Regions from separate parts of the Mus musculus genome. Here region 2 is linked to region 1. A link is a loop called in an ENCODE intact Hi-C map of the cell type or tissue named here. Cell type or tissue: left cerebral cortex. All regions are shown on one strand. Each heading gives the region's core, and the rest is flanking DNA. Links, peaks and the distances in the headings are about the cores only. Region 1 holds the start of A830018L16Rik (RIKEN cDNA A830018L16 gene). Region 2 overlaps Prex2 (phosphatidylinositol-3,4,5-trisphosphate-dependent Rac exchange factor 2).

The links. A loop is a pair of places that touch in the nucleus more often than their neighbours do. Peaks named below come from ENCODE experiments on the same cell type or tissue, not always from the same donor. Only the 100,000 strongest peaks of a DNase experiment are listed, where the experiment ranks them.
Region 2: a loop joins it to region 1, with 3 times the contacts of the local background. A loop is called at or near these places in 6 of 42 quality-filtered maps.

Annotation. Positions count from the first base shown.
Region 1 is chr1:11,404,736-11,421,419 of GRCm38, forward strand. A830018L16Rik (RIKEN cDNA A830018L16 gene) reads left to right here and starts at 9,370. Exons shown (of 14, transcript NM_001160369.2): 1 at 9,370-9,902. The coding sequence starts at 9,834. In left cerebral cortex, for the core only: a CTCF peak has its summit at 9,517; DNase peaks (open chromatin) are centred at 9,405 and 10,704; H3K4me3 peaks cover 3,467 bases; H3K27ac peaks cover 2,066 bases.
Region 2 is chr1:11,225,666-11,242,349 of GRCm38, forward strand. Prex2 (phosphatidylinositol-3,4,5-trisphosphate-dependent Rac exchange factor 2) reads left to right here. Exons shown (of 40, transcript NM_029525.1): 35 at 6,017-6,131. Among named protein-coding and RNA genes, the nearest start is that of Gm24173, 100 kb to the left of the region's middle. In left cerebral cortex, for the core only: a CTCF peak has its summit at 8,414 (motif pointing right); DNase peaks (open chromatin) are centred at 5,585 and 8,417; H3K27ac peaks cover 390 bases.

The DNA.
Region 1 (16,684 bases), core at 4,791-12,790:
ATTCAGGATGTTGACAATGTATGATAAAATAGAATAAGTAACTTAAGATACTTAAGTGTTCCATCCTTGCAAAGGGTCATACTCCAAGATACAGGCTACTCACAGCCTGAGCAGCCTCACACGTGGTAATTGCCTGGGCAGCCTGAAAAGACCTTTTTATTCAGTCTAGGAGAGTGATTCTCAACCTTCCTCAGAAGCACTATGACCTTTTAATACAGTTCTTCACGCTGTGGTGACTCCCAACCACGAATTATTTTGTTGCTACTTCATAACTGTAATTTTGCTACTGTCATGAATCATAATGTAAATATTTTTTAAGATACAGGTTCGACAAAAGGGTTATGGTCTACCGGTTGAGAAGTACTGGTCTAGGATGTTGGATAATAGAATTAAAGGACACATTTAGGGTGGGTCTCCTAACTACAATTAACTTATTCTAGAAAGTTTTCAAAGACATGCTCAGAGGTTTGTCTCAAGATGATTATGGATCCTGTAAAATCCCTAGTGCTGATGACCACAAGTCTTTATGCTGTGTTGTGCGCAGATAGCCTCTTCCAAACACAAAAATTCTGAGTGAGGGACCTGCGTTGAAAACAGTGATCAGAGTGGGAAGAAGAAAGGAGGTCAGAAAAGGGATGCTGATGGAACAACTTTGAGGCCAAAGAATGCATGGGATAGCATATTTCTTTACTATTCCCTGTCTGTACAATGCACTTATACTGTGTAACACAATTGCTTACCCTGTATAAGTGAACATAATGCACTTTCTCTTAAGCATGTGTAATTGATTATTTGAATAAGCAAATGATTCTTTATGTCCAGGGCACAATGGACACCAACTAGTTCACTTCTATTCATAAGCACAGAGATACCTTTGCTAGCTTACTAGAATTATAAAGTTGTGCTGTGGTATTGCAAACTTTATAGTGCATAGGCTGGGGATGGAATGCTGAGGGAAGACTATTAGTAAATTATTCATGGGTAGCCTGGAAATGCATGCTTAGTATTCAGGATCCCATTTTATTTATTTATCAAGTGATTGAGTAGCACATACTAATTGCCAGATAAAGACAAGCATTTCATGAATGCTAATGCACTAAATCCTTACACCAGCTCTCCAGGATAGGCACTACTGTTACCATTCCCTCTCAGCTTAAGATAAATTCAAGTCCCCAAGAGATGAAGTTCCTTGCCCTACTGTTGGGCACTTAGGATGCAAACCCAAGCAACTGGTCATAGATTTACTACTATTAGTTGCTATGCTATCCTGCCTTCATGTTGAATAATGAAATCATGAAAGAAGAGCTTAATAGTTCATTATCATCGGTAATTTGATTTCATTTATTTTCTTTATGGCATTTAACATCTGGGGATGTTAAAAGACTGGTCAGGCACTGAAAGCGCTGTTATGGATTTAAGTGCCTGGCAATGCAGATAGCTTGAAGTCCCCCAGCTCTGAGCACCTAGAATCACTCAATAAATTATAACTAGCATCCTCATAGATATATAGCTGAACTGCTTGAGAGTCAGGGAATTGCCTTGGGCCAGAAATAAAGAAGGGACTGAAAAAACAGGGACAGCAAACTGCAGAGCTGACAAGGTGTCTGCCCTGGGGCTTTTTTATCACTTTATATAATAGAAGCCTAGCATTCGGTATAGTGTGAGACTGGCAAAGTTGGGACTAAGACCCACATATTTTATGGTACTTCCCCTTCACTATGATGAAGATTCTGGCAAAGGAATCTCTCTGTAGTCATGGGAAGATTATAAATTACTGCCACCACCTTTGAGCACAATGTCACAGCACCTTAGAACATAGATGTGCTTGTCCTTGTGACTGAGAAGCAGTTTCTTGAGTGGGTTCATGACTTGAAGAACCTCGAGGCCATGGGAACATCAGACATGCACAGAAACTTTATTACAGTAGTGTTTGCTTCAGTAGAAGATGGAAGAGGAGCATTGATGAGTAGGGTGTGCTTTAATCATGCATAAGAGTGTTAAGAGTAATGGAAATCAGTGTACTACAGAGGGTGTATCAATGGGGTAATTTTAAAAGGTGCCCCTTTTATTTTAAAAGAGGCAAAGTGCCAAATATTTGTACATTAAGCCAAAGAACTGTTTGGGAAGAAAATGAGAAAGAAAATAGAGAGACCCAGTAATCTCCCTGGAAACAAAGATCACTAGCCTTGCAGGTGCAGGCTGCCACTTAGCTTACACTTCTCCTGCAGTCTGCCCTTCAAAACAGGGCCCGCAGTACAGTAAGGAAAACAGAATGAAGGTTTCTATCCAAGACTTCCTGAAAGGAGGAGAAAAGAAGTAAAGCCCATTACATAAAACTGTTTATGTGTCTTATTTTACTCCAATTAAAATCACCCCATATATGAGCAACTCTCTCTACACTGATGTGTCTTTGCCTCTTTCTGGCTTCAGTTCCTGGAGTTCCAGAAGTGCTCATTTAAGCTAATGCAAGGCCATTTGACTCCATTTTGTTTTTAAATATATTCTGCTCACCAAATACAAGTTCTTTTAGGGACGCATTTATAATTCCATGGGTGTGTGTTATAAAAATACATTTTTTTCTATAACAAAAATTCTTATTCCAAGAGAAGCTTGGAAACTACAAAATTTAACAATTATGGTAAGTTCTTAAAATAACTTCTTTACTGAGATAAGTTTCACACATCAAACCATTCACATAGTTAAAATGCAGAATAGAAAAGTTTTAGCACATTCATAAAGATATATGCAAACATTCACACAATGAATGTTAGGCCATTTTTTCACCCCAGAAAGAAACTTAAGGCATTCCTCCCCCTCTTTCTCCCTGACCCTTCCTATTGCCTTCCAGACTCCCTGTATCCTATTCTCCCCTAGGCAGCCATTAACCTACTTTCTTCCTTGGTAGACTTAATAGTATCGATATTTCCTATGAAAGGAACATAGAGGATATGGTATTTCTTCTATTGATTAAACTATTTTCAATATTCATCCTTAATTCATATTGATGCACAGCAATGTTCAACTTCATGATTAAAGAATATTACATCATACAGATATATATTTTATTTTTCATCCATGGTGGGTATTTGGGCATTTAGATTATTTCTACCTAAGGAATGTAACTTTTAAAAATACTTGTTTATTTGCCCATGCGAGTGTTTGTACACATTTGTGTGTGTGTCTGTGCATGTGTGCAGAGGTCAGAAGAGTGTATCAGGTGTATTTGTATATATGTGAATGTGTGTTCATGTGTGCAGAAGCTGGAAGATTGTATCTGGTGTTTTCTTTCATCACTCTCTGCTTAGTTCTTTGAAACCAGTGCGTATCTGTCCACTGGGCTGGGCTCCATCAAGTCTCAATTGTCCTCCTGTCTCTACCTCTCACAGATCTGAGGTTACAGGTATTTGTGAGGAATACCTCAACTGCTGATTGTTAAATTAGATGCTGGGATCCAACCTAGAAATAAATACAGATGTGCAAATGTCTCTGTAGTACGTATTAGAGCTATTTAGGTACCTGCTAGGAATGCTGGTATATGCAGGGTTATAGGGCAGGTCTATTTTTAGTTTTTTTGAGAGACCTTCATACAGTGTCTGGACTAACTTATATTCTTACCATCAATGAGCAAGGGTGTCTTTATACATATCAGTGTCTGCTACTCTTGATGACAACCATTTTGACTGGGATGAGAGGGAATCTCAGTGTGGATTCAATATCCATTTTTCTTATGGCTGGAGATGTTGATTTTCTCCTGTCTTGAGTCTATTGGCCGTTTTGTATTTCATGCTTTGAAATGTCATTTTATTACCCCAATGTGATTTTCCATTTTATTTTCTTGACTAATTACATTGGTCAGTATTTCCAATACAAGGTTGTACTGAAGTATTGAATTGTTCATTTTAGTCTGAACTATCCTAGATTTCATTTTTCATGTGGTTAATAGTGAAGTGATAAATAAATTTTCCTTTTTCATGGGGACAATAGAGAAGGAATGGTGTGTGGTACACCATGATACAGAAATCATAGAAACTGTGAAGAACTCAGAGGACAGGGATACATGGTGACCATTAGCAACAGAATGGTACACAAACCAGGGCTCCATATCCTCTTCTGGGATCCACAAGATATATTTAGACTAGCCCTAGCTTGATACACAGTCTTAGGAATTAGCTGTCTGGATGCTTTGTTACATATAGAAAAAGGGCTCTTTTTAGAATTGATACTACCATATGCAGAATTGTCATCTTTAAGACATTTCTAGATATATAAAGCTTTGGCTGGAGAAATATCTTCATTTAAAAATATCAAAGCTTTGTTAGTGTTTTTAGAATAACTTATGAACACCAAAATAAAAAATTTACCAGTATCAGGTGTTAGCTGAGCTCCAACATAAAAGAATATATTGTTTTAAATAAGTCCAGGGAACTTACACTTTTCTATCTCCAAAATGAACATCTAAATGTATTAGCTTGATGCAATGACTTCAATTTAGTCTGGTTACTTTGTTTTTCCTCTCTTTTCATTTTTAACATCAATATGTATATATAGTCTACTCAATTATAAATCTTCAGATTGTCTTCGTGGCTCAATGGTAAAATAGAAATCATTTTAGACTATGACATTAAGACAAATAAGAAGGGCAGGGCATTTATTTTCTGATTAGATAGACTTCACTTACCTTTAAAAATGCAGGAAGGAAGGAAGAAAAACAGATGTTGTAAGAAATAACTTCCTGCTGTCAGCAGTAATGTTCACCAAATATTCTTTGGCAACCATATTTTTAAGAGCTTAACAGTTAAAAATACTGTGTTTCTAAAAATAACAAAAAACTACCCCCCAAAATTGGTTCATCACAACCCTACAATAGGAACAATGATGTATTTATTGTTACATTAGAAGGTGAGGCTTCTGGACCTACTTGCCCAGATCTGAGAGTTGGTATGTTCTGGAACTAGGATTCAACAGTACAGAAGTTTTCTCTGTGTTCTGTGTGATTGTCAGTCCACTGCTTTCACAATGGTGACTCAGGAAAAACTCACGCTCATGGAAAGTTGATGTTGTATATGGGATCCAATCCATAATGGTTCTATTTGCCAGTGTTTGACTTATATAGTGGTGGGCATGTGTGTAGAAACCATAATTGAGATGCTGAATTTGGATCTTTTCTTTGGCAAACAGCATGTGCTATAGTCTTCTCTCCTGATATTAGTAGCAGCTTCCAGTAGGCCATATGATCACATGTAAAAAGATATTCTTCAAATGGTTCATGACTTAATAAGTAAGCCTGTTCTACAGTTATTGCTATAAATTAAAGACTTTGAGATGGAGTTTGCTTATGAACACACATATTAAAAATTAAATATTAAAATCTAATATTTAAATGTGAAAATTAGAGATGGAATTCCACTGGCTAATAATGGAAGGCATGGCTGTGTAAAACCATAGGGTCATTGTAGTTCTGAATTCCATGGTACCATTCAATCTGAGTTACTAGCCACTAAGAGCAGTTAGTATGAATGTGATTGATTGGGTGTTTTTGAAAATCATGAGAGACAGTGTGTTCATTTAGCATAGGGCCAATAATTGTCTTGGTCTTGAAATTCATTATCAAAATAACCCCTGGCATAGGCATAAACAAACTCAAACCAAAGGGAAATGAAGCATTTGTGACATTGGTCAGCAGGGCTATGAGTGTTTCAGACACCACGGAGGTTCAAGCACACATTCTGTTACTTGCTAGCTTTTACTCTGGATAAGCTATTTGCTGGGTGTCTCCACTTTTTCATCTGGAAAAGATGAAATTGAAAGCACGGTCTTCTTGACATTATCTCCAGTATGAAATGCATTGGTTCAGTGGAGAAATTGCTGTGACTGTGTTCAGATGGTAGATGTGGCATTTGTACCTGTTCAGGCAGAAAGGAAGGAAACTGTCTGTGTTCCCTTCCCTTGCATGGGCAGAGTGCTCAAAGCCACTGTGTTCTTTGGGAAGGTACTTGTGGCTGCTTATTGTAAATAGACAAGGCAAAAGTCATCAAGGAAAGGGAGGACTGACTATGCTTTAGGGCTCAAGAGTCTTCTCTGTTCAAGAAACCTGTTCAGACTGTCTTTGCTGTCTGACCTCTATGTTGAATGAATCAATTTCAAGAGGTCATGTTGATAGTGGATGTGAGGTGGGTCAACTGGACTTCGCCACTGCTCTGTCTTTCATTGAAAATCATTTGTTTAAAGAGCTGTACAAGGTGTCTTACAAATGGAGTTAGACAAGGGCTTTAGCACATTCTATAAATTGGATTCTGTGTACTTGTAAATTATACTGACAGGCACCCCTAGAACACAATGAGGTCAAAATAGTCTCACTAAAAAATGGCCAAGAATGGAGAAAGGATACCAAGGTAATGTGTCAGGAAAAGCTTGTAAAATTCAATCTGAGACCAGGATTAAATTTCAAACAATCTCTTAAAACTATGTGTTCTTATTATTTTTAATTATGTTTATGTGCATCTTCCAGAAGGATCAAATCACCCAAGGGCTAGAGTTACAGGGCTTTGTGAATAGTCTGGCAGTGATGCTAGGAAACAGACTCTTCTCTGAGGAAGAACAGCACATACTCTTAACAGCTGAGCCATTTCTCCAGCCCTCTAATCAACCATAAAGGTTATAGGTGATTAGAATTATTAAGGTGTAGAGTCATAGGGTTCCAAAGACACAGTTATAAAGAACTTATTCTATAATATATTGCATATTGTAAATATAAGGAAATTAATAATATACAATTCATGGTTTTAAATAGTTCTCAGGTTTAGAGGCTTTGGCCTCTATGTAAGCAATCAACCAAATGATATAAAACAGACTATAAATACCATGAATAGGGAGAAAGTTTAGTCTAGTGGACTGAACCAATCTACTAAAATTTAACTCATTCATTATCATTACGGAGTGCTACATTCTTAGATAGAGCCCTCTCCATGGGGAATGCGAATATTTATAAGCTCCATTTCTACACTATATGATATAAATGGGCTCCATTTGAGAATGAGGTAGTGTGAATGAAAACACAGAGCAGCCTGTTTTATATAGGTGGCTTGAACAAGTACCTGACATCTCCTAACTTTCTACCAGAACTCAGTGATATTCTAATTTCCTTCTCCTATCTCATTTGACACACATTTAATCGACAGATTCCGTCTTAGGCACGTCTTCATAAGATGCCATTCTTTTCATGCTGGACTCCAGCCATAACTCTGGCTGTCACAATTTTATAGAATGTGTAACCCAAATAATCACTTCCCACGAGACATGCCACTGCTCAGCCAGACATTTACTATGTAGTAAGATGGGTGCTGATTATTTTTATTACTGCATGTGATGCTCATCTATGTTCACCCCTGTTTCTCCAGTGCAAGCCTGTGGCAGGCCTATGTACTGCTACATGCTAGTTTTTAATGTTGAAGCTTGATACCTTATCCCCAAATCCACTCCTCCAGTCTCAGCAAAGAAACCAACCTCTTAATCTTCCAACACTTTGTATGGATACTATGTCCTTGGTTAAGTATTCATTGAGGACAGCAGACTCCACAATCCTCACAACATCCCTCAAGAAATCTGTGGCCACAGTATGCCTCTTTACTCTTGTATTAGCACACCATCATTGTGTAGGTGTCAACTACTTCCACAGGACTGAAAGCCACCAGACAAAGGTGGAGCTTTATGCCTCTACAGTTTCAGACTTAATGTTATGCCTACAATGGAGAAGCTGGACAAAAAACTACTTCCAGTAGCAATGGTGTCAGAATCTGTAAGAAATGGAACAACCATGCTTTCTGAGGTAGAGGCTGCATCGCAGTAGTGGAGTGGCTTTGGAAATGTCTCAGTTATGCAAGTTTGGGATACTTAGAGATGTAGCACCCTTACTTAAAATAGCATTATGGGTCTTCTTTAATGTTGCCAGACTAAGTTTTATCTTTTCTGGCCAATAAAATTGATGCAGAACTCCTGGGTTTATGGAAGACTTATTAATTATCTTAATTAATAGATTTGAAGAAAGATCTTCCTCATATCTCTTAGAGGAAGAAGATGTATTTTGATGAAGGCCTGTCCTGATCTTTTAGTACAATGTGGAATTTAAAATACTTGGGCCTTTAGGTGACTCACAGGGCTTCACGCCAAGTCTACAACATATTTAATGTATAGTCAGTATCTCCCAATCTTATGAAAAAGTACATAAGTAACTGTAGTTTTGAACTGTTACAGGAAATACGTGACAGACCAGGACTCCTCACTGTTCATTACTCCTGCCTGTACCTGGTGGGTCATGAGGCTGATTGTAAAAGTAACAGCTCTGACATCTTTCCACCCCAAATCATGTCTGCTTCGAGTTATCAATAGTGGCTAATAGCCCAATTCCTCTAGTAGATTTCGTGTATGTGAATTATTAAAGGCAATTATTATAATACTTCCTGGAACAATCCATTCTCATCTTAACTATTGCACAATGCTTAGATAATTTAAAACGGAGAGAAAAAGCTTGGACAGATACAGGTCACAGAAACCTGAACACAGTGCAGAAAAAGAAGAAATCTACACTGTCGCAGTTGGTTTTAAAGAAATCCGTGCCTATTATTGTAGAGACAGCCAACAGTTTTAGTATAAACGTTCTGATTTGGCAATACAAAATGGTTTAGAACCAGACAACTCATCTTTGGGGTTTTAGTGCTTTATATCGTTTTTTGGTTTTTTAAATGCAAAGAACTCTACACGGAACCTTGTGATAACTGCAGATCTTAACCTTGAAAAGTCGTCTCATAGTAAGAAGGTATGAGGTAAAGTTGATGTGCTTCTGAAGTATCTGGAGGAATAACTGTTGGGTGGGAGCTCAGAGCCCCTGAGCTGTAGCCAGAGGTGTAGCAGACAGAGCTGAAGGTGTAGGCAAACTTGGAAGCAGAGAGAGCTGGCTTGCTTTTGTTTCATCTCCCTGCCAAATGCCTAAGGGTTGCTTCCAGCCTTTGGGTGTCTGTACTTCGGGAATTTTCAATCAGTTCTCAGGCAGCAACGCCGGTTGTGGCTGACTTGCTCAAGGCCAAGATAGATATATCTGTTCCTTTCTTTTTTCTTTTTAACATAAGCAACTTTGTTTTCGCGGCAAAACCCAGCCATAGTTCTCATCTCCGGCTTTTTCTCATCCCAGCCTAGTGAAGGCAGAGCGCTGGGCCAGGAGAAGATCAAGCTGAGTGGTTTGGAACTGCGGGTGTAGCTGCCAAGGAGTAGCCAACAAGCACCAGATTTATGTGCACTTTGAAAGAAGCACCTTTACCATTGGCTTTTTGAGCGGCTCTGTCGCTAGGGAGCGAGCACCGCCTCGGGGAGCAGCTTGGGTGCTGGTTCCTGGCAGCCAGGAGCTGGGCGCACACCGTGGCGCGCTCTGGGCGGTTCCGCGCGCTGTCGCCCCTGCGGCCGGCGCTGTCCCCCGCTCGGCTCGCGAAGGCACTGCACAGACACTCGCCTTCGGCCACCGGCTCCTGCTGCTGCTGCCGCCCAGAGGACAGACCAGCCTCTGCCCGCGATTTCGCCTCGGCGGCGGTGCTGCGGAAAGCGGAGAGCGGGTGGGCGCGAGCTGCAGGATGCGATGTAGTTCTCTCCTTGCCTCGGAGTTGTCTGAGTTGGTAGAGCCTCGCCCGGGTTCCCTGAGCCCTGCTCCCTTCGGGCTCGCTGCTAACGGAGTTGCTAGCCATCGCTGTGCCAGAAAGCTCAGGCTCGGAGCTCCTGCCCTGGGGTAGAGTAGAGCTGTCCCCAGCCGAGGCGCATTGTCTTCTCTCTGCTGACCCATCTGTTTTCTCATGGCATCTCGTCAACAAACCCGAATCCAGGCTTACCTGGAGAAAAACAAGATCGGTCCTCTGTTTGAGGTAAGGAGCCCTGGTGGGGAATGGTCCCGCTCTCTTTGAAGGCGGTGGTGGTGGTGCAGGAAAAAAAAAAAAAAAAATCAGAATTTTCTTAAGCAAAGGTAGGGGGCTGAGCAAATGCGCGGGAGAGGGAGGACTGTCCCACTAGGTGTTCTGGAACGCGGCCCTGCTGGCACTTGGCCAGTTACCTAGACACTGACAGGTGAGCTCTGGAGGGCCTAACTTCAGCCTAACAGGACAATTGGAGCCATCTGACTGTCATGCATCTAGTAGCCATATGGCAGGACTAAGGTTGAGACAGGTAATCCAGGTGTACATCTACACACACACACACACACACACACACACACACACACACACACACACCGGGAATTCACACTATCTTGCATATTGAATTTTCTTCTTTTAAATATGGGCAGTCGTAGAACCTAAAAAGGTGGAGGGGTTGCCCGGCTGGGGGAAAAATGTTAAAGCTGGTCCAGTGGCTGAAACTAGAACCCTTTGCACTGTTCTCAGAGATGGAAAGGAGCAGAGAAGGGTTTTAGGAAAACATGCCTGTTTTCTGAGGACACAGTCTTGAGATGTTTTCCTTCGCCTTCAAATAATTAATGACAAGAACACAGTGAAGAAAAAAGCTAAGCAAGAGGGAAAATCTGACCTAGGGGCAGAAAGCAGGCACCACCTAAGTGCTACGGTTCAGCAGGTTGTCAGGGTGCTGACCCCAAGCTGAGGAAGTGTGGAGTGCCAGGTACTCAAGTAGCCAGGCTCACCTGGGATGCCTGAGGTTCCGCAGTCTGCATTCTTCCTATAGAAAGTCTATCCTATGACTTCCTCGCAGCACATACCTGAAAAGCAGCTTCCTATTGCTTAGGCTGAAGAGCTAGGGAGAAAGAGGAAAAGGATGCATTAGTGATCTGAAAACAGAGCAGCTTCTTGGAGACTAGAGCAGCAGAGATATGAATACCATCGAGGTGAGGTGCAACTAATGCCACTGCTTGAAAGAGCTCCTGGGGGGCACAAAAAGGTCTTTTTCCCTGGGAAGAACAGGTTTCCAATAACTAAGCTTTTCCAAGTATTCCTTCCCAGTCTTAACTTAATGGTAAAATTTGGAAAAGTTGGAGAATTGTTTCAACGAAAATTCTGTTAAAGGGGTCACAAGTCTTGGGGGTCTCTTAATTTTTAGTTTGTTTCAAAATGTTAGCAAAGGAAATTTTGCTTCTGCTAAGTCCATACCTTAGGCATGTGAGCCATCACCAGCCTTTCTCAACCCTGGTACAATGATTATACATTACACAGCCTCACACTAGGAAAGGTAGACACACACTAACCAACGGTATATGAATTACATCAAAATAATAAATTGGAGGCATTTTGACTGCATCTGTTGGCTTAATTCCTGGAATATAAAGCACAATTAGCCAAGGAAAAAAATAAGTGAATTGTTTTTAATAGATCCCCTTCTCACTCAAGTTATTTTAAAATTCCCATCATTCTTTCCAAGTGACAATAATGGAATTAACTTTCTCCATAATTAGGAAATAAGCTTAGTTTGATATTTATCAGCAGTCTCTTTCCCTGTAATGCTCAGCAGCTACTTTCCCTCTGAAGAGTTTTAAGTGACTAAGAAAATTGCTTCACGAAAGCTTTAGATCTCCTCACCTAAACCAACAAAATTCTATGCTTTGTATTTCACTCAGTGATGCACATTACGTAATCCCCATTAGCTTGGATGGAAGTGATAAGTAGTTCTAAGGGTTGATGTGCACTTTCCATAGCTGAAGGGAGAAAAGCAGAAGTGCTAGTATTTGGGCAGTGACTATGATAGAGCTTGGCTCCGAGGGTAGAATTGACCAATTATACCCATTTGGGAACACATGCAAATTTGTAGTCTTTCTCCTCAAGTTAGGGTCAATGCGGAAGTCAGATGTAGTAGCCCGCACCTGCTGTGCTAGCACCTGTTGGGCTGGGGTAAGATAATCACCACAGCCTCCAGTTCAGTCTGAGCTCCAGAGTGAATTAGAAAATAGTCTGAGCTATAGAGAAATACACGTCACAAGGACAACAAACTCCAAACTATCAGTCAATCAAACCAAACCAGCCCAGAAGTATCATCTATGACATGGATACTGGTGATATAAAATTTCTGTCACTCAGTGATTCTCAACACTGACTTGGAAGCTCAGTGGAAGACCCCCGGGGATCCCCACTGGTCTGGAAGAGAAGATTGCTGCAATAGCTTGCTCCTGTTCTTAGGCCATATTTTAAGAAATGAAAATTCAAGCGAAAAATTCCTTTTAAGAAAGTAGAATTTAAAATAGGCAGCTGCCATGATTATCACTCCCCACTGTGTTGGATGGAGGCCCCAGGGTTAGTGATACAGGTTTCTTCAGTGGTTAGAGTGTTCATTGAGAGTATGTCCCACTGTGTGCTTTGTATGGGAGGAATATTTGGACCCCCCATTTTTAAAATTAGCGAAACACTTTAAAGGGAGCTTATTAAAGTTACTTAAAGAATGTCAAATAGGAAAGATAACCTCCTCCCTAGGATTGAGGATGGCTGGATATGAGGCCAAGGCTGCGCTGGTTAAAACTTCCTATACAGGCCACGTCAGGCTCAAAGAGATCCACCTGCCTCTGCCTCCCAAATGCTGGCAAGTTAAAGGCATGAATTGCTATACCAGGCTTAACTTTAAAAAAATTCACAAAATTTAAGTACATAGTTTATCTCTTAGTTATGGACTTTATCACTAATACTGTGTCATTAGTGATGCTTAAAAATTGCTTTGTACACCACAGTGAAAATAGACTGAAACTGACTTTGATTTCAGGTGATCTAGGAATACACCTTTAAATACGAATTAAAATAGTTTGAAGCATTACAAAACCATGCCTAAAAATCATTGCATAAGAGTCCTGGGTGATGGCATTTCAAAAGAGTACAAACACACATAAGATGAAAATGACTCGCACTCCACAAACTCTGAGATTTATGTAGCGTGTAATAATTTCGGTTTTCCTTTGGCTTATTAAAGGCAGGCAAGCAGAGCTGAGCCTGGGCATTTGGATATAGGAGTGTTTCTCAGAGCTGAGATACAGCAGATGTATGACTTTGACCGCTTTAAAATTTACATCTAACTTCTTAAGTGACAGGGTATAAAATGGTTCCTGTTCCACCACAGTGGAGTCGTTTTATAACATACGTAAAAATGTGAGCTGTGAAAACAGGAGTGGTGTCAAACTCCAAGGCCAGAAAGTTAGTAGCTTAAAAAAGTTCAGCACTTGAATTATCTGGCAAATACCTGCTTAGAGAATTAAAGTGACCCCTTTGTCTTTAGTAGAAATCATTTGACTTAGTTCACAAGAGATTATATGGTATAGATCATCAAAATTTCTCATTTTCCATACAAAGAGGTATGTAATTTCTTAGATTTTTTTTATTCCCATTAACTATACAGAGTAATTATTAACGAACTACTGGTTGGAAAAATCCTCAAAGTAGCATGTATATTGATTCTGCCCTCACACAATGGTATGACATCCTGAACTACTTCAAAGCAGAATAGTGTTGACTCTGTGTGTTTTCACACATTTTAAGTGTATGTGTGTGCTGACCCTGTATCCAGCCCAACTCACTATATCCTTCAAATGTGGTTTAATGCTCTCCAAGTAGAATAGAGTCACACTCTTATCATGTTCGTGGCTCAGTGTTGTACGACTCACATCGCCTAATTTTGTATGAGCTAATTTGCTGCATCCAGGGTGAGTTGGACACATGGACAGACCTGGGGCATCCCCAGACAAATGTAGACACATTATGCTTCAGTGGCACTTGCTCATCTCTTCTACTTATACATCTGGAAGCTCAAACTTCAATCTGCTTCCATGCTTCCCTAGCTCATGACTATCCTTCGCTCCTTTTCATTATAGGATGAAAAGACTATCTCCTTTGCTCTCATTAGGGAGTGCTCCTGGGTGTGATGGTGGTACACAGGTGTGACTGGCATGCTCTAAATAGGGCAAGGAGGAATGCTAGTCACTCTTTGCTAGACTCAAGAGCTAAGCTCCATGCCTACCTTATTCTGATAGATTAATGTAAAAAATGTAGTCGTAGTAAAATGCTTTCTGGGAAGAGGAAATAAAAAATACTACCTTGTTATTCAGAAACTCTTCATGTTAATGATAAGCCAATACATTTTTGGAGTAATTTTTTTGTTTGTTTGTTTTTGTTTTTCGAGACAGGGTTTCTCTGTGTAGCTTTGGCTGTCCTGGAACTCACTTTGTAGACCAGGCTGGCCTTGAACTCAGAAATCTGCTTGCCTCTGCCTCCCAAGTGCTGGGATCAAAGGTGTGTGCCACCATGCCCGGCTGGAGTAACTCTTGTTAGAGATTTTTACCCAGTTCTTGAAGTTATAAGAACTTTTCTTGTTTCTAAATAGATATTGCTCTTTACAATCCTGGGACAGTTAAAGTCAAAGATGAGGAAAGGCATTTATTTTAATCAAGTTTTCAAGAGTCAAAGTTAACACATTTCTATTGATTCAACATCAAAATAATCTTTTAAAACGTATTTGATATGCTTTAGATTAATGCCCATTAATTTTCATCTCTACCTTGTTATGTCTTATTTTCAAATAGTTTGTAAGGAAATAAAATAACTCCAGAAGGAAATAGTGCTGAGGATGCAGCCCAGTGAGAAAGCACTTGACTTTCATACGCAAGGTCTGGACTTAATCGTGAGCACTCCTACTAACAAACAGAAAAAAAAAAAAAAAAAAAAAAAAAAAAAAAGAGCATCAAACCAACCAATCTACAATGAGATCAACCATCTATAATGTGATCTGATGCTCTCTTCTGTCTAATGTTCTCTTCTATCACAGTACTAATATACATAAATAAACAAATCTTTTAAAAAAGATAATCATGAGAGCCAGTTTTCTCACTAATGAAGACAGTGATCGCAGATCAAAAGCAGAGTAAAGTTTGGATGTTAGAACTGAGTTACAAGTACCATGTAATCTCATGTCTTTCAGTAACAGGTATAGGTTTCACTTATGTTAAGGTGTTTGTACCACATTTAAATCTCTGCTCTGTTTACTGTGAGAAACTAGGAATAACAACATCTGAGTAGCAATGAGCATATTTGGTACATGGATGGTAGTATCTACATATCTTTCCCTACTAGAATAATTAAGTATTGTTAAAGGAATGGCTGACTTCAGGTTTGTATAAGATGAATGAACTCAGAGTATCTTACACCTGATGTTTAAAAGGTGGTGATGCTGTCACAAGGACAGAGAAGCCAGTTTGAGGAGGCTCATAAACCAGAGTCACCCGAAACTCAAAATATAGAATGAAGCTAAAAGTTTATCATACTGGATAAAATACAACATTTGATTCCAATAAGATTTAATGCAATACAGAATGTGTTTGATCCTTGAAAGAGGAGAAAGGTTAAATAATAGAACGTCTGTCAGTAACATTCAAAAGAGTAAGAGACTGGGAAAATTGCTACTTCATAATGCAGACAAGAGAAAAGCAACCACTGCTTAACTGGTGAGACAAAGTCGGATGGAAGGTAAGATGTGACATATTCCCAAGGCATTTTCCCAGGAAATATTTAGCAATTTTAAGTGGGAAGGTAATCTTCCAGTATAGAAGCCTAGCAATGTTTCTTTCAGCAATGTTTCCAACCAGCTGTCAGGGGCCTTGTTCACTCTGTAGATTGAAACCATGGATAGGAGGGATGGATCTTTTCAAGGGCTGGTCTTGGTCAGTGACAAGTGACAGCTCCAATGTCTGTGGTGTCTGTGTCCATTGGCCCTACATGTTTTACAGTTGCCTGGAACTCTTCCAGTGACCAAGACTACCATTTCTTTGGCTCACCAGAATGTTCTATTTGTCGTCAGCCTCAGCTTTCTAGCCTTTCTATTTCTCCTTTCCTCCTTGCTCCAACACTGTCCACTGTCTCAAAATGCTTACCTTTCTTCTCATTAGCTGTCAGCGAGCTAGCTTCCTGCTTTTCTATTTCAGCCTGCAGACCACACTGCTGTAGACATGGGGCTCAGTCCTTCGAACAAGACTTAGAGTCTGCAATATGAATTTTCAGCGGTGGAAGCTGGGGACCTATTGAGCACATAAGAAGCTCTAAGGATACAGAGTTTCTCTAGTTCTGGGTTTACACTAGAAGCAATCACATATCAAGAGAATCTGTACAATACCACGTTCTGGCTCTCTCTCAAATAAAAACAAAACAAAAAATAAACTCCAAAACAAAATGTAGGGAGGTAGGGAATATATTGGAGGAGTGTTTGTGGGGGGAAGAAATATGATCCAAATATAGTGTATAAAATATTTTAATAGAAAAATAATAATGAAGTCCAAATTCACGTTTTAGGATGGTGCACTGTACTTTCCTATCTCTCTCTATCTAAGCACATAATACCATCACTATAGAAAAGAAAAGGGTTCTATGCAATAATTAAACCATATTTATAAGGAGTCATGTATTTTGCTTAACAGATCACTGAAGAGAATGAAGACAAGTGAGTAGAGATAGAAAGCTATACAGGAGCACAGGAAGCTTTACTTCTTCATATATAGCACATTCCTGGCTTCTTGGCGTAGAAAGATCTGTTGCATGGATGATTTCCTTCTGTCTTTAGTGTGTCAAAGGCCAGAATCCTCTTAGACACAGAATGTGTCTCTTCTGCAGACAGGCTGTTTAGCAGCAGCACATGTTGTCCCTCGTTTAACTGTGAAGACAATGGCAGTCTTGCCACCCTTGTA
Region 2 (16,684 bases), core at 4,034-12,033, 180 kb before region 1:
TTGATTCTTATAATAGCAGCTACTTAGTAGCTGCCTTTTAAAAAGAGCATTAGCTTCTTTCTTAGGTTCACAAGGCAACAGAGGCATGATAAAAGTCCAGCATCTCTGCCTTCATCCCTTTCTGGCACCCCTCCCCTCAGGTCACCTGCTTGTCTCTGTATGCAAGCATGTTAATCATGTAACAATATCTGCCTGATTATTTCACCCCCTTGTCAAGCTGAAGGCACATGGGTAAGTCATGGTCCCAAACCTTGGAACAATGGAGTGGAGCAGGACCTCCAGGTGATGGCACTCATATCCTGGTGAGGTTGCACTCTGGAACATGAGCAGCCACCTCTTGAAAACCAACTTCAAACAGGGAGGAATTCTTCAGAGCATATTTTTGAACTGGAACCAAGACATCATCAAGCAGGCAACAGATTACCTTAGCCAAGACTGCCCAATTAACCATTTCTCTTGTTTATTCTTTTGGTCTTCCTTCTTGAGTCTAATGATCATGTCAGTCACCCAAAGATGAGCTTGAGATACATAGATCTCTTTGTTCCCTACAACGCAGGCACATTGATCATGTCTACTTCTTTATCCCTTCCCAAGCACTTGATATCCTTAATAGACGTATTGAGACAGGTGACTAATCATAGCCTGTTAGGAAGCCAGAGCCAGCACCACTACATTAAAACTCCAGTTACAGTTACACTGTGCAATAATTTACACTAATTTAATTTTTAAAACGTATGTGAACATGTACTTAGAAACCAATTTGCTGCCAAGAAAACAGTATACAAGTTTACAAACACAAATGAGTGTAACTTCTTGAAGAAATAAATGGCTAACTGACATGTCTATTAACACATAAAAGTAGACTTTGACCAAGGTATCTGTTATAGAGTCTTGACTTCTCTCTGCATGTTTCTCCCCATACCTACCCCTTCTCCAAATCTCTGTAGCCTCTGAGCTTTGCTGCTTATCCCCAGCTTTTCTTTCCTATATAGCTTGGCCATTTTGGTCACACGCTCTCTTGATCCTCCACTTCTAGACTTCTCTCTTCTTCCATTTGCCTTCTCTCCTATTCTGTCTCTCTTCTACTCTTCTCTCACTATCCATCACAACTTCTTTCATGGCCTGGTTTATTCTCCTGGCCACGTTCAATTTAAATTCTTTCAGAAGCCTCTGGCTGTTCTCTCCCTCATATCTACAACCTTCTCCTCAGCCTTGCTTACTTAGGATGGTTATGCCCTCATAAATTTATCAAATGCCAGTTTTAAATTAGATTGTTAATCCCATTTTTTCTTCATGAGACAATAGCCATCCTTAACCTATAATCTATACTTTCCAAACAGCTCATGATTAAAAAAAAAAAAATGGGAAATTTACATTCCAAAGGCAAATGATGAGCCTCAAGCAAACCAGGAGTAACAAGGAAGTCAAAGAGTAAACTTGTTAAACAGACTGCAGTAACTTCTCTCATTTTCAGGGCCAAACAGCAAGAACTGATGTCCTGGAGATGGATTTTTTCCTGTGATGCCTTTTTTAGGCCATATTTCCTCAATTTAAAAAAAATTCATAATGAGGCTAAACTATATTCGATGTGTTCTCTTGTGTATCTTAAAGGAATAAGATGGGAAGAAAATGAAAATAACATAAAATTCTCAGTATGTTCCCTACCTGAACCATCTCACCAACCTTTCCAGTATTCTATCAATGGCACTGAGCAGCTCCACAGTTTGGGTGGCTAATTTTGCTTTGTATACCCTTGAAAATGTTCACTACATATTGACTTATTATGCTTCTTTGGAACAGTCCTAAGATTAGTACATTCAAGTCTGTGCAGTTGGTCTTTGCCATACAGCAGTGGCTCTCAGCCTTCCTAATGCTGACACTCTTTAATACAGTTCTTCACTCGTGGTGATCTCTAACCATAAAATTATTTTGTTGATACTTCTTAATTGTAATTTTGCTACTGTTATAAATTATAAGTATCTGATTTGTAGGCTACCTAGTATGTGGCCTTCAAAGGGGTTGAAGTCTACAGGTTGAGAACTGCTGCCTTACAAAGTTTTGGAAGTGCTTTCTCTAGTATTATATATACCTCTAATATCATAAGGAGAAATGGTAAAGTTGTAAAACAAGCTAGCAATGGAAGAGGTTGCTGGCTTTAGAGAAAGTATTTAAAATAAAGTATGGTGCTCTAGTAGGCCAGGGTCAAGAGAAGTCTGGAGAATGGTTTGCATAAAAACAGCTATTATCAGTATGGTTAAGGCTTTATAATGCTCTGCCTAGCAAGGCTTACTCTTCTTAGTGTCACATCAAAGTCACTTCTCCTCAAAAATTCTCTGGCCAATCTCTTGGAGAATAGAAAATAGCTTTGGGCATTAGTAAATAGACTTTACAATGATATCTCTACAAATAGCAGTGACTGCTCTATCTGGACCAGAAATGTATATTGATAATTCTAGGGGGAAAACCTCTCTTCAGAGCCAGTTATATTCTTTGAGCATCAAGGAGGGGGTTTTACTTTTTCCAAGGAAAAGAAACTGAGGTAATAAACAAGCTAAGAGAGTACAGTAAGACTGTTCAGCAGCAGTCAGCTATACTTCTCCAGAGATTGTCCCATCCTGGTCATCAGAAAAGTTATCAATGTGAGGTGGGCATCAGCCATAGTTACATCTCCATGCTACCCATTGAGGCATACTAAGGATTAATATTCTGGAAATTTTACCCATGTGATACCAACATTCTAAATTGGATTTTTATTAAGAAGAGATGTTTAGCATAGATTTAAGCATGCACAGCAATAGGAGAGGTACTTAGAGCAGGGTGTGTGCATATGCAAACATGGGTGAGGGATTTTCAAGAAAGCCATGCGTGTCTTCAGAATAGTCATATAGAAGATTTAGGTGGTTTCTGAAATTACAGCTTCACATGTTTCTACCCTTCAGTGTTCCTCTACCCTTCATTGAACAAAATCTTGAAGTGTCTCGATGACAATCAATGGTGTTCTAGTTTCATTTGTTACTATGATAAATGTGCTGATAAAAGCAGCTTTAAGAAAGATCATTTACAGTCCCATCATTGGTGAAATTAAGGTGAAGTCAAGGCATGAATTTGGAGCTCACAGTTCCAGGTTCCAGACACTCATTGAAGAGAGTCAGGACAGGCACTGGCAGTGGTTAGCCACATCCCATGTTGAGAGCAGAGGGAAGTGAGTCTGTGCACACCTACTGCTGGGCTCACTTTATTTTCTTTTATACAACTCATGATGCAAACTGAGGGAACAGTGCTGCCAACTTTCAGGCCTCATCTCCTATATTAGCTAGCACAACAGTTCCTACAGACATCTCAACAGGCTACATTTGGTCATGCATACTTACGCCTTTGTCATTGCTATTTTACAGTTTTTAATGGAAATGAATTTATATAAAAAGAATATTTTGCTTTCCATGTGGGGATAACTCAGCATGGTAAGTGCCTTAATTGGGAGGTATTGTGGCTTAAAATGTTGCACATAGACTCATGTGTTTGAACACATGTTTTTCAGTTCATGGCACTGTTGGGAAAAGTTATGCACAGCAGAGGGTCCCAAAGAACATGCTATGATTCATGACTCCTTTGACAAACCTATACCCTCAAAATATTTACAATTCATAACAGTAGTGAAATTAGAGTTATGAAGTTGCAACAAAAATCATCTTATGTTTGGGGGGATCATTACAACCTGAGGATCATTTAGCCTTTATTAAAGGGTCACAATATCAGGAAGTTTGACAACCACTGCTTTAGGAAATAGAACTTGCTGACTGATGTATGTTACTAGGTGTCACCTTCCTTTGAGGTTTTATTCCCCAGCCACACTTCCTGTTCTCCTTGTCTGCTTGCTGTATGAGGGTTCAATGTGATCAGTCTGGTTTCTGACTGCCACGCCTACCTCATGTTTCTGTTGTGGGTTCAATGTGATCACTCTGGTTTCTGACTGCCAGGCCTACCTCGTGTTTCTTTTGTGCTGTGCCTTCCCTGTCATGGTAGGAAATCTATGTCCCCTTCAGAACTAGAAGCTAAAATACCTAATTTTTCTCTAGGTTGCTCTTTGTCAGGGTCTTATATTACAACTACAGAAAGTAGCTAATGGTGGGGTGGTGATTCCATTGCAGAGGCTCCTGTACCCTGAGGCCTGTAGCTTCTTGAGTGCAGTTTGATCACTTTTTATCAGTCCCATCATCTCTAGAATCTAACATAATGACCGAAGAGGATGATAGAGTTAGGAAATTAGTTGATGAGGCCAAGTAGAGCTGAAGATGTACAAAATGGAGTGCCTTGGGCCAGGAGCAGTGTCCTTCAGCTTTGACCCCAGCTTAACTACAGTCTCTGTCTTCTCTGTGGTTTCACTTTTGTGATCTTGTGTACCAGCTGGCAACTGTGATTTCAAAACATTACATGGCAAATTGGAGAAATAAATGGTTCATGTTTCAACTGCACACTATTCTGAATAACTTGTTGTGTATCTAACCAGAGCATGGGAGATCATCCTTTGAACAGCTTGTATAAGCCACTTACCCATGAGTCACTAAGTTGCCCTTACTTATCAGGTCCTTGACTATACAGGGTCTCATTCTTAAGTATCCCTGATTTTAGTGAGTAATTGCTGCAACATGTAAAAATAGTCATGCTGGCAATTGGGATATGCTGAAGAGAGGCATAAATGGGAAAAGGTTATTGTTGATGAAGACTAGCTCCTTTGTCCATACTATTGTGAGGAAACAGAATCCTTGTGCTTCTATTATCATGCTGCAGTAGTTACAGCCACAGAACATTAAAAAAAAAATTAAGTGCTTTGTGAAAATGGGAAAAGCATTATAAAAGTATATGTAGGTGTAAGGAAGTATAGGGTATGCATGTATATGGTGTGAAAATCCACACAGGCTTCAGAAGAATCCCTCATTTCAGCATCTACTGCAGGACTGGAATGCATCCCATGGTGAAAAGAAAAACTGTTGTACTCATGTCAATGGAAACAAATAGGGAGAAAGGACCAATTATAAACAATGACAAGGTGTACTGGCTGGTTGTGTGTGTCAACTTGACACAAGCTTGTGTCATTAGAGAGCAAAGAGCCTCAGTTGAGGAAATGCCTACATGAGATATAGCTGTAAAGCATTTTCTCAATTAGTGGTCAATGCGGGAGGACCACCAACCCATGGATGGCATCCTGAGTTCTGTAAGAAAGCATGCTTGAGCAAGTCATGATGAACAAGCCAATAAGCAGCACCCCACCATGGACTCTGGATCAACTCCTATCTCTAGGTTCCAGCCCTGTTTGAATTCCTGTCCTAATATCCTTCAGTGATGAACAGCAATGTGCAAGTGTAAGGGTTTATTTAAACCCTTTTGTTTTCCTCCCCAATTTGTTTTTTGGTCATGGTGTTTTGTCACAGGAATAGAAACCCTAAGACATGAGGAAAATAAGGACAAAGCTTGTTGTATAAATTTATCTCAGTGGCTTGTGCAGAGATCAGAGGCTATTACGATTTTGTCCCTTTTTCTTCATGGTGCAGAACAGGGGCTGTGCATGGAAATGCAGACACCCACCCCCAAGTACCTGTGCTGCTACACACAACAATGTAGGCTCCCATTTTAGATATAAATTCTTTTTACAAAAGACTTAGTTTTGCATTGTTTTCAGAATACTTCCTATGTCTGCAGTTTCTCAGAATAACCAGCTAAATATAAACCTCATGCCAAACAGCATATTTTGGAACAGCATAGTCTAGTTTTGTATTCAGAATGTTTTAAAAATAGAGGACAGTTTAAACCAGAAATTGCCTTTACCTATTTAACAACAACAACAACATGTTTTTCACTGTTTGATATATATATCTTGAGAGCAAAGGGCATATTTTCATTCATTTCTGGAGTTACATACTCAGCACTTTTAATGTATTATTGAGACTTAGTGGCATTAGAAGGGATGCACATAGACTAAGTTATAGGATGGCATATAAACTGTTTACTTGTTTCACAGCATTGGAGAGTATGGAAGGATATTGCTATAGAGACAACATCTCTGTGGAAGAGTTTCAAGCACAAATAAACACAGCCTCCCTGGAAAAGGTCAAACAGTACAATCAGAAGCTCAGGTATGCAGCCCCCTCCATTGTTGACTTAGCTTAGCTTTTCATTTTATATTAGACCATATGCTTTGGCCATATGATGAAGATGTAAACATTTTTATTAGCTTAGATTATTGATGATATTCCCTTTGATAATATAATGTTTAATGTCTCAAATACCCTTCTGGCCATGTCTCATGATATTATTAAGAAAAAGAGGTTTGGAATATGTGGTGTTGATATCTGGGGAAAATAAAGGGTTGCAATTAAGGTATAGCAAATTGTTTCCAGGGGAAATATTGTTGTATCTTATAGTGCCAGCTACAGCAAGGGTCAGTGAACTGCAAGGAAAGTACATTACTTCCTGTACTGGTAAACGTCTAGCTCCTCACATGGAGAGAAAAAAAGGCTCCATATGAAGACATGACAGCCATGTGCTTGGTATTGGAAAAAAATGTATTTGCATCCAAGTAAATGATATTTGAAGTTAATTCTCCCTTTCTTCCTACGCACAGTTACTGTGCAGTTATTCCAGATATTAGCAGACTTGGAAGCCATGGAAGATAGACTCTTTCATCATGGTTAACTTTAGAGCTAACTTATTTCTCTGGTAATACAATGAAAGGAAATGTCAGCTTCCCTCTTTCTAAGATTTAAAATAATATATGGAAAAGTAGAGGTATCAGGGATTTTTGGAGTCTCTTTAAGGGAAAGCTACTTCCTGCTGAAAAAAAAAAAAAAAAAAAAAAAAAAAAAAAGAATGGAATCTGAGTCCTGAGTAGAGTTCACCTTCTCATCTCCCCTATGATTAGAGCATCACATAGGACTGTCCCCTGCAGCTAGGGCTGTCAGTCACCTGACCAGGAGGACACCTCAACTGAATATATGCTAAGGAGATGGGAGGAATCCTTGCCTCACTGAGATGGGGTACCGGGCTGTGCCGAAGTTCCTTCCTGCCCCATGCCACACTGCTAAGCCTGCCAGCCTGCCTCTTTTGGAATTCTAACATTTCTAAAAGTGTAACTTTTCTTCCTCTTCCTCTTCCTCTTCCTCTTCCTCTTCCTCTTCCATTTCCTCCCTCTCCCCCTCCCTCCCCCTCCCCCTTCCACTCCCTTTCTCCCTTTCTCCCTTTCTCCCTTTCTCGCTTTCTCCCTTTCTCCCTTTCTCCCTCTCGCCCTCTCTCCCTTCTTTCTCCCTGTCTTGGATCCTAGTCAAAAACCTAAGCTTTTTTTTTTGCTCAGGATTTTGTCTGAAGGCGACCCTGTGCCCTCGCCTTATACCATGCAACTGCTTTGGTAAATATGAAAACTCTGTTGAATCCAAACTCAAAACGGAGTAGCTTTTTCTTCTACTTAACTATCTTCCTCCTGCCTTCAGCTTCGGAGATTTGCAGCTTGCCTGTTTTATTTTATTCCCCCCCGCCCCCCCGCCCTTGGAGACTGTAATAGAATGATCCTCAAAATTCCTTCTGTACCCATTTTAAGTCTTTTATTAGCAAGACTAAGACCCCTAAAAGGGAACTGTGAATTTCCTTGATAATTCAAAGGCAAGAAAAATTAACGATAGCCAGTGAAAGTGAGACTGTACCTTATAAGATTTTATTTTCAACAACTAGCATATATTCTTCTCTCATGAGTGAGCTGCTTGACAGATCACTATTAAAATTACTTGAGAGATTAGACCATCCTTTTTTATTCCTGTAAAGTTAGCATAAAAATGTATTTTATAGTATTTATGTATATTTCATATATCTACATATATTCATATGCATATGGAAATACTATTATAAAATACTTTACTTTTATATATGATATATTAAATATGTATATGTGTATACATATATATTCCATAGTATACACTCTTCCTCATCATTCTCCTTCAATGCCCTTTCTCCCTGTTGTTCTCTGATTAACCCCTTCCTCCCAGATCAATAGTTCTCTCTTTTATATGCATGTCTCCTGGATTCCATTACTAAACTATGTTTTCCCTCTCTTGACATCTCTTCCTTCCATCTTATGATCCTCCTTATAATTTCAGGATCACACACACACACACGCACACGCACACGCGCGTGCATGGGTGTGGGGGGTAACAGAAAGATGAATTTTTATAGTCTAATAAGATGCTGTGGTATCTATCTGTATGAGTCTAGCTTATTTTGCTTAACATTTGTTTTTAAAGGACAATTTATTTTGTTCTAGCCTGAGTCTTAAAAACTAAAAAGATGATTCTCTTGCAGCTGTTTCGTTTTCCCTTCATGAATGTGGCTGCACTCTGAAAATTAAATACCTAAAATGACCAGCAGAGGGTGTGTGTTGGTCCTGGTGATTTCCTTCCTCTAGTAACACTAGCCTTACCTAGTCTCACACACCTGTCCTTTCTCCAGTGCACTCTACTTCACCCAATGTCCCAATGTTTGTCATTTCCAAGAAGTCCCTAATTTTTTCCATTACTTATATAGTCTTCCCTAGCAAATGTATTCTGAGGTCCCAACGATTCAGATTTGGAATGTCTTAGCCTATTTCAATTTTGTTTTCTTGTCTATGTCACTGTTTCTCAAAAGTATATATTGTACTAACTCCATCCATAGGAAAGGAAAATGTTAACCTTAAAATTCATAATCAGTTTGTTTCTTGTTCCGTGACTAAGAAGCATCAGCTTAAGACATTCAAATTCAGTCTTGAGAAAATCTTTTTGTGGACGATTATTACTGAGTAGAATTTTGCCTTCCTAACTTGTGAAAAATATTTCTAGATTGCCTTTGAATTAGATGCAATATTGAAGTACTTCTACAAAATTCACAATCTTGAGCATGTATCCAAATTCTCCTTTTAAGAAAATGGATCGGGCCGAGCGTGGTGGCGCACGCCTTTAATCCCAGCACTCGGGAGGCGGATTTCTGAGTTGGAGGCCAACCTGGTCTGCAAAGTGAGGTCCAGGACAGCAGGGCTATACAGAGAAACCCTGTCTCGAAAAACCAAAAACAAAAGAAAGAAAATGGACCACTGTTGAAGCATTCTGCTTAACTCTGTCTCAAAGCACCAGTCCTGTATTTACCGAGTCAGTATTATGCTTCCAGACCATTCCACCTTCTGAGTGGAGTTGTTAGATAGCTTTGGTGTCCCTTTTTATATTTATCAAAATGGTTCTTATAAAAAAAAAGCTCTCCACCCATATGTGTTGAATTGTGTTACTAGTATTGGCTACTTTTGTAATGCTGTGACCGATTCCTCACAATAAATGAATTGACAGAAAATTTTGATTTGTGATTACAATGGATATTGTGCATGTGTATGTAGCATGAGTATGACGTGGAGGGCTCCTCGTTTCTTTATGGTAAGGTCACAAAGAGTAAGTCCTGAGACCAGTCTGCTCAGATCAGCTCGAGGACTGCAGAGGATGAGCAAGCAGACTGCAGAAGCTACAGCTTCTGAGACAGACCCCCGTTTCGGGCTCCAGACATCCGGGCACCTTCCCCAACAGAGGAGAGGTGACCACCTGGGAGGGCTCTGACCACCAGAGCAGGTGAGGGAGCCCTCTTGTGTCCTGGGTCCCTTGGAGATCAGTCTGTGCAGGTGAACACACAGACTTCAGAGGCAACACATCTTCTGGGACAGGCCCTGTTTCAGTCCTTCATCTTCAGCCAGGAGACAGGTCTGAACGCCAGACCTCTGTGCACCTTCCCTGCAAGAGGAGAGCTTACCTGCAGAGAGTGCTCTGACCACTGTGACTCAGAAGAGAGCTGGACTCCCAGGACTGCTGACAGAGGCTAACAGAATCACAGGAGGAACAGGCTCCAGCCAGAGACAACAATAACAACTAACACCAGAGATTACCAGATGGCAAAAGGCAAAGAATCTTACCAACAGAAACCAAAACTGCACACCGTCATCAAAACCTAGCGTTCCCACCTCAGCCAGTACTGGATACCCCAACACACCCGAAAAGCACGATTTGGATTCAAAATCATATCTCATGATGCTGATAGAAAACATTAGAAGGGCATTAATAACTCACTTAAAGAAATACAGGAGAACACTGCTAAACAGGTAGAAGTCCTTAAAGAATCACAGGAAAACATTGCTAAACAGGTAGAAGTCCTTAAAGAGGAAACACAAAAATTCCTTAAAGAATTACAGGAAAACACAACCAAACAGGTGATGGAATTGAACAAAACCATCCATGACCTAAAAAGGGAAGTAGAAAAAATAAAGAAAATCCAAAGTGAGACAACTCTGGAAATGAAAACCCTAGGAAAGAAATCAGGAATCATAGATGCGAGCATCAGCAACAGAATACAAGAGATGGAAGAGAGAATCTCAGGTGCAGAAGATTCCATATCATCGGCACAACAATCAAAGAAAATGCAAAATGCAAAAAGATCCTAACTCAAAACATCCAGGAAATCCAGGACACAATGAGAAGACCAAACCTACGGATAATAGGAGTAGATGAGAATGAAGATTTTCAACTTAAAGGGCCGGCAAATATCTTCAACAAAATTATAGAAGAAAACTTCCCAAACGTAAAGAAAGAGATGAGCATGAACATACAAGAAGCCTAGAGAACTCCAAATAGACTGGACCAGGAAAGAAATTCCTCCTGACACATAATAATCAGAACAACAAATGCACTAAATAAAGATAGAATATTAAAATCAGTAAGGGGAAAAGGTCAAGTAACATATTAAGGCAGGCCTATTAGAATTACACCAGACTTCTCACCAGAGACTATGAAAGTCAGAAGATTCTGGACAGATGTTATACAGACCCTAAGAGAACACAAATGCCAGCCCAGGCTACAATACCTTACAAACCTCTCAATTACCATAGATGGAGAAACCAAGGTATTCCATGACAAAACCAAATTCACACAATATCTTTCCACAAATCCAGCCCTTCAAAGGATAATAACGGGAAAACACCAACACAAGGACAGAAACTACACCCTAGAAAAAGCAAGAAAGTAACCCTTCAACAAACCTAAAAGAAGACAGCCACAAGAACAGAATCCCAACTTTGACAACAAAAATAACAGGAAGCAACAATTATTTTTCTTTAATATCTCTTAATATCAATGGCCTCAATTCCCCAATAAAAAGACATAGACTAATAGACTGGCTACACAAACAGGACCCAACATTTTGCTGCTTACAAGAAACCCACCTCAAGGAAAAGACTGACACTACCTCAGAGTGAAAGGCTCGAAAACAATTTTCCAAGCAAATGGTCCGAAGAAACAAGCTGGAGTAGCCATTCTAATGTTGAATAAAATCGACTTTCAACCCAAAGTTATCAAAAAGGACAAGGAGGGGCACCTCATACTCATCAAAGGTAAAATCTACCAAGATGAACACTCAATTCTGAATACCTATGCTCCAAATGCAAGGGCAGCCACATTCATTAAAGAAACTTTAGTAAACCTCAAATCACACATTGCACCTCGCACAATAATAGTGGGAGATGTCAACACACCACTTTCTTCAATGGACAGATCGTGGAAACAGAAACTAAACAGAGACACATGGACACTAACAGATCTTATGAAACAAATAGATTTCACAGATATCTACAGAACATTTATCCAAAAAAAAAAAAAAAAAAAAAAAAAAAAAAAAAAAAAAAGGATATACCTTCTTCTCAGCACCACGTGGTACCTCCTCCAAAATTGACCATATAATCAGCCACAAAACAGGCCTCAACAGATACAAAAATATTGAAGTTGTCCCATGCATCTTATCAGATCACCACGGACTAAGGCTGATCTTCAATAACAGCATAAATAATAGAAAGCAAGCATTCACGTGGAAACTGAACAACACTCTACTCAATGATACCTTGGTCAAGGAAGAAATAAAGAAATTAAAGACTTTTTAGAGTTTAATGAAGAAGAAGCCACAACATACCCAAACTTGTGGGACACAATGAAGGCAGTCCTAAGAGGAAAACTCATAGCTCAGAGTGCCTCCAAAAAGAAATTAGATAGAGCACACACTAGCACCTTGACAGCACACCTAGAAGCTCTAGAACTAAAGGAAGCAAATTCATCCAAGAGGAGTAGATGGCAGGAAAAAATCAAACTCAGGGCTGAAATCAACCAAGTGGAAACAAAAAGAACTATTCAAAGAATCAGCTAAAACCAGGAGCTGGTTCTTTGAGAAAATCAACAAGATACATAAACTTTTAGCCAGACTAACGAGAGGGCACAGGGACAGTATCCTAATTAACAAAATCAGAGATGAAAAAGGAGATATAACAACAGAACCCGAGGAAATCCTAAATGTCATCAGATCCTACTACAAAAGGCTATACTCAACAAAACTGGAAAACCTAGATGAAATGGACAACTTCCTAGACAGATACCAGGTATCAAAGTTAAATCAGGATCAGATTAACATTCTAAACAGTCCCATTTCCCCTAAAAAATTAGAAGCAGTCATTAATATACTCCCAACCAAAAAAAGCCCAGGACCAGATGGGTTTAGTGCAGAGTTCTATCAGACCTTCAAAGAATACCTAATTCCAACTCTCCTTAAACTGTTCCACAAAATAGAAACAGAAGGTACTCTACCCAGTTCATTCTGTGAAGCCACAGTTACTCTGATACCTAAACCACAGAAAGATCCAACAAAGAAAGAGAACTTCAGTCCAATTTCCCTTATGAATATCGATGCAAAAATACTCAATAAAATCCTCACAAACCGAATCCAAGAACACATCAAAGCGACCATCCATCATGACCAAGTAGGCTTCATCCCAGGGATTCAAGGATGGTTTAATATACAGAAATCCATCAATGTAATTCACTATATAAATGAACTCAAAGACAAAAACCACGTGATCATCTCGTTAGATGCAGAGAAAGAATTTGACAAAATCCAATACCCATTCATGATAAAAGTCTTGGAAAGATCAGGAATTCATCTACAGCAAACCAGTAGCCAACATCAAACTAAATGGAGAGAAACTTGAAGCAATCTCACTAATATCAGGGACTAGACAAGGCTGCCCACTTTCTCCCTACCTATTCAATATAGTACTTGAAGTCCTAGCCAGAGAAATTTGACAACAAAAGAAGATCAAGGGGACACAAATTGGAAAGGAAGAGGACAAAATATCACTATTTGCAGATGATATGATAGTATATATAAGTGACCCTAAAATTCCACCAGAGAACTTCTAAACCTGATAAACAGCTTCAGTGCAGTAGCTGGATATAAAATTAACTCAAACAAATCAGTGGCCTTTCTCTACGCAAAGGATAAAGGGACATAGAAGGAAATTAGGGAAACAACATCCTTCACAATAGTCACAAATAATATAAAATACCTTGGTGTGATAAGAAAGTGAAAGATCTGTATGATAAGAACTTCAAGTCTCTGAAGAAAGAAATTGAAGAAGATCTCAGAAGATAGAAAGATCTCTCATGCTCATGGATTGTCAGGAATAATATAGTCAAAATGGCTATCCTGCCGAAAGCAATATATACAGATTCAATGCAATCCCCATCTAAATTCCAACTCAATTCTTCACTGAGTTAGAAAGGGCAATTTGCAAATTCATCTGGAATAATAAAAAAAAAAACCTAGGATAGCAAAAACTATTCTCATCAATAAAAGAACCTCTGGTGGAATCATGCCAGACCTCAAGCTGTACTACAGAGCAATTGTGATTTAAAAACAACAAAAAAAAAAAAAAAAAAAAAACTGCATGGTACTGGTTCAGTGACAGATGGGTAGATCAATGGAATAGAATTGAAGACCCAGAAATGAATCCATACACCTATGGTCACTTGATCTTTGACAAGATAGCTAAAACCCTTCAGTGGAAAAAAGACAGCATTTTCAAAAAATAGTGCTGGCACAACTGGTGGTTATTCTGTGGTAGAATGCAAATTGATCCATTTTTATCTTCTTGTACAAAGCTCAAGTCTAAGTGGATCAAAGAACTCCACATAAAACCAGAGATACTGAAATTTATAGAGGAGAAAGTGGGGAAAATCCTCAAACATATGGGCACTGGGAAAATTTCCTAAACAGAACATCAATGGGTTGTGCTGTAAGATCAAGAATTGACAAATGGGACCTCATGAAATTGCAAAGCTTCTGTAAGGCAAAAGACACTGCCAATAAGACAAAAAGGCCACCAACAGATTGGGAAAGGATTTTTGCCAATCCTAAATCCGATAGGGGACTAATATCCAATATATACAAAGAGCTCAAGAAGCTGGACTTCAGAAATTAAAATAACCCCATTAAAAATGGGGTACAGAGCTAAACAAAGTATTCTCAAGTGAGGAATGCCAAATGGCTGAGAAGTACCTGAAAACATGTTCAATAGTTTTAATTATCAGGGAAATGCAAATCAAAACAACCTTGAGATTCTACCTCACTCCAGTCAGAATGGCTAAGATCAAAAATTCAGATGACAGCAGATGTTGGCGAGATGTGGAGAAAGAGGAACACTCCTCCATTGCTGGTGGGATTGCAAGCTGGTACAACCACTCTGGAAATCAGTCTGGAGGTTCCTCAGAAAATTGGACATAGTACTACCCGAAGATCCAGCAATACCTCTCCTGGGCATATAGCCAGAAAATGTTCCAACTGGTAATAAGGACACATGCTCCACTATGTTCATTGCATCCTTATTTATAATAGCCAGAAGCTGGAAAGGATCCACATGTCCCTCAACAGAGGAATGGATACAGAAAATGTAGTACATTTACACAATGGAGTACTACTGAGCTATTAAAGACAATGAATTTGTGAAATTCTTGGGCAAATGGATGTATCTGGAGGATACGATCCTTAGTGAGGTAACCCAATCACAAAAGAAGTCACTTGATATGCACTCACTGATAAGTGGATATTAGCCCAGAAACTTAGAATACCCAAGATACAATTTGCAAAACACAAGAAAATCAAGAAGGAAGACCAAAGTGTACATACTTCATTCCTCCTTAGAATAGGGAACAAAACACCCATGGAAGGAGTTATAGAGACAAAGTTTGGATCTAAGATGAAAGAATGGACCATCCAGAGTCTACCCCACCCGGGGATTCATCCCATAATCAGCCACCAAACCCCGACACTATTGCATATGCCAGAAAGATTTTGCTGAAAGGACCCTGATATAGCTGTCTCATGTGAGGCTATGGCAGTGCCTGGCAAATACAGAAGTGGATGCTCACAGTCATCTATAGGATGGACCACAGGGCCCCCAATGGAGGAGCTAGAGAAAGCACCCAAGGAGCTGAAGGGGTCTGTAACCCTATAGGTGGAACAACAATATGAACTAACCAGTACCCCCAGAGCTCATGTCTTTAGCTGCATATGTAGCAGAAGATGGCCTAGTCGGTCATCATTGGGAAGAGAGGCCCATTGGTCTTGCAAACTTTATATGCCCCAGTACAGGGGAATGCCAGGTCCAATAAGTGGGAGTGGGTGAGTAGGGGAGCAGGGCAGGGGGAGGATATAGGGAACTTTTGGGATAGCATTTGAAATGTATATAAAGAAAATATCTAATAAAAAAAAGATTAAAGTCCTGAGCAAGAACCAAGAATAGCATTCAGAGTCCCAACCTTACAGTCTCCTGGTCCACACTGCAAGCTTCTCACTTCCATCTGGGCCCAAGTTATCCAAAAACTTGCACTGTGGGAAGATTCAGACTATAAGAAAGGTATTTGGGTCAAACTAGCAGAAAGCAGTGGGGAGCAGGGCACAATGTTCTTCATCCTTGCGAGTCTACTTAGATATACAATGTTTTTGACAGGATGTTTATTGATGACTATGAAAAGTGGCAGAGGTATTAGACTGTTTTACTCACATATGAAAATTAGTGTATCTCTCCTCAACAAAAGTTTTTAGAAGTGGCCACTCCTTGGTAAAAATCTGATACTTTATCAGTAATGACATGCACTACTTGTTACACATTAGATTTCCTTTGCACAGGAAGGCAATTATCTTCCTACTTCCACGAGTATCTCCTCTTCCTTCTTGTTTCTTGAATATGTATTCAATCTCTTCCTTAATATTCTCCCCTGTGGCTTTCTAAGCACAGATACTTCCTAGTTCCTTCAGAAATTTGCTTTTGCTTTTTAGATCTGAGAAAATAATATGGACTATTTGAAGAACGCTGACTGCCCCTCTTAATGGGGATTTTCCCCTCTCCCCCTCGCATCCAAAATCCTCTTTCACTCTTCCACTAGAACTCATTTAATTCTGAACATCCATTTATTTACTCGTTGAACTTCAGAAAACATCCTTTTGGCCATTGTGTGATAAGAAAACATTACTGAGATGACAAGCTTCAGAAAGCAAATTCAAGTCAGGATAAACAAACCAGTGTGTTGGCTGTATGATGCCGACATCGGGGCTATGGTGACTGTGGCCTAGGGGGTGGGCGTTCTTCTGAAGAAGGATTCTAACTTTCTGTTGCCACCCTTGTCTCTGTGTAGATCCATTTTACTCTTATCTGGGCAAACATGTTCACTACAGACCAGTGTTCTACATAGAAGAAGAGATAGTGCCCCCTGCATCAGCAGCTTTACTGAAAGACTTGGGAGTGGCTTCATGCTGTCTG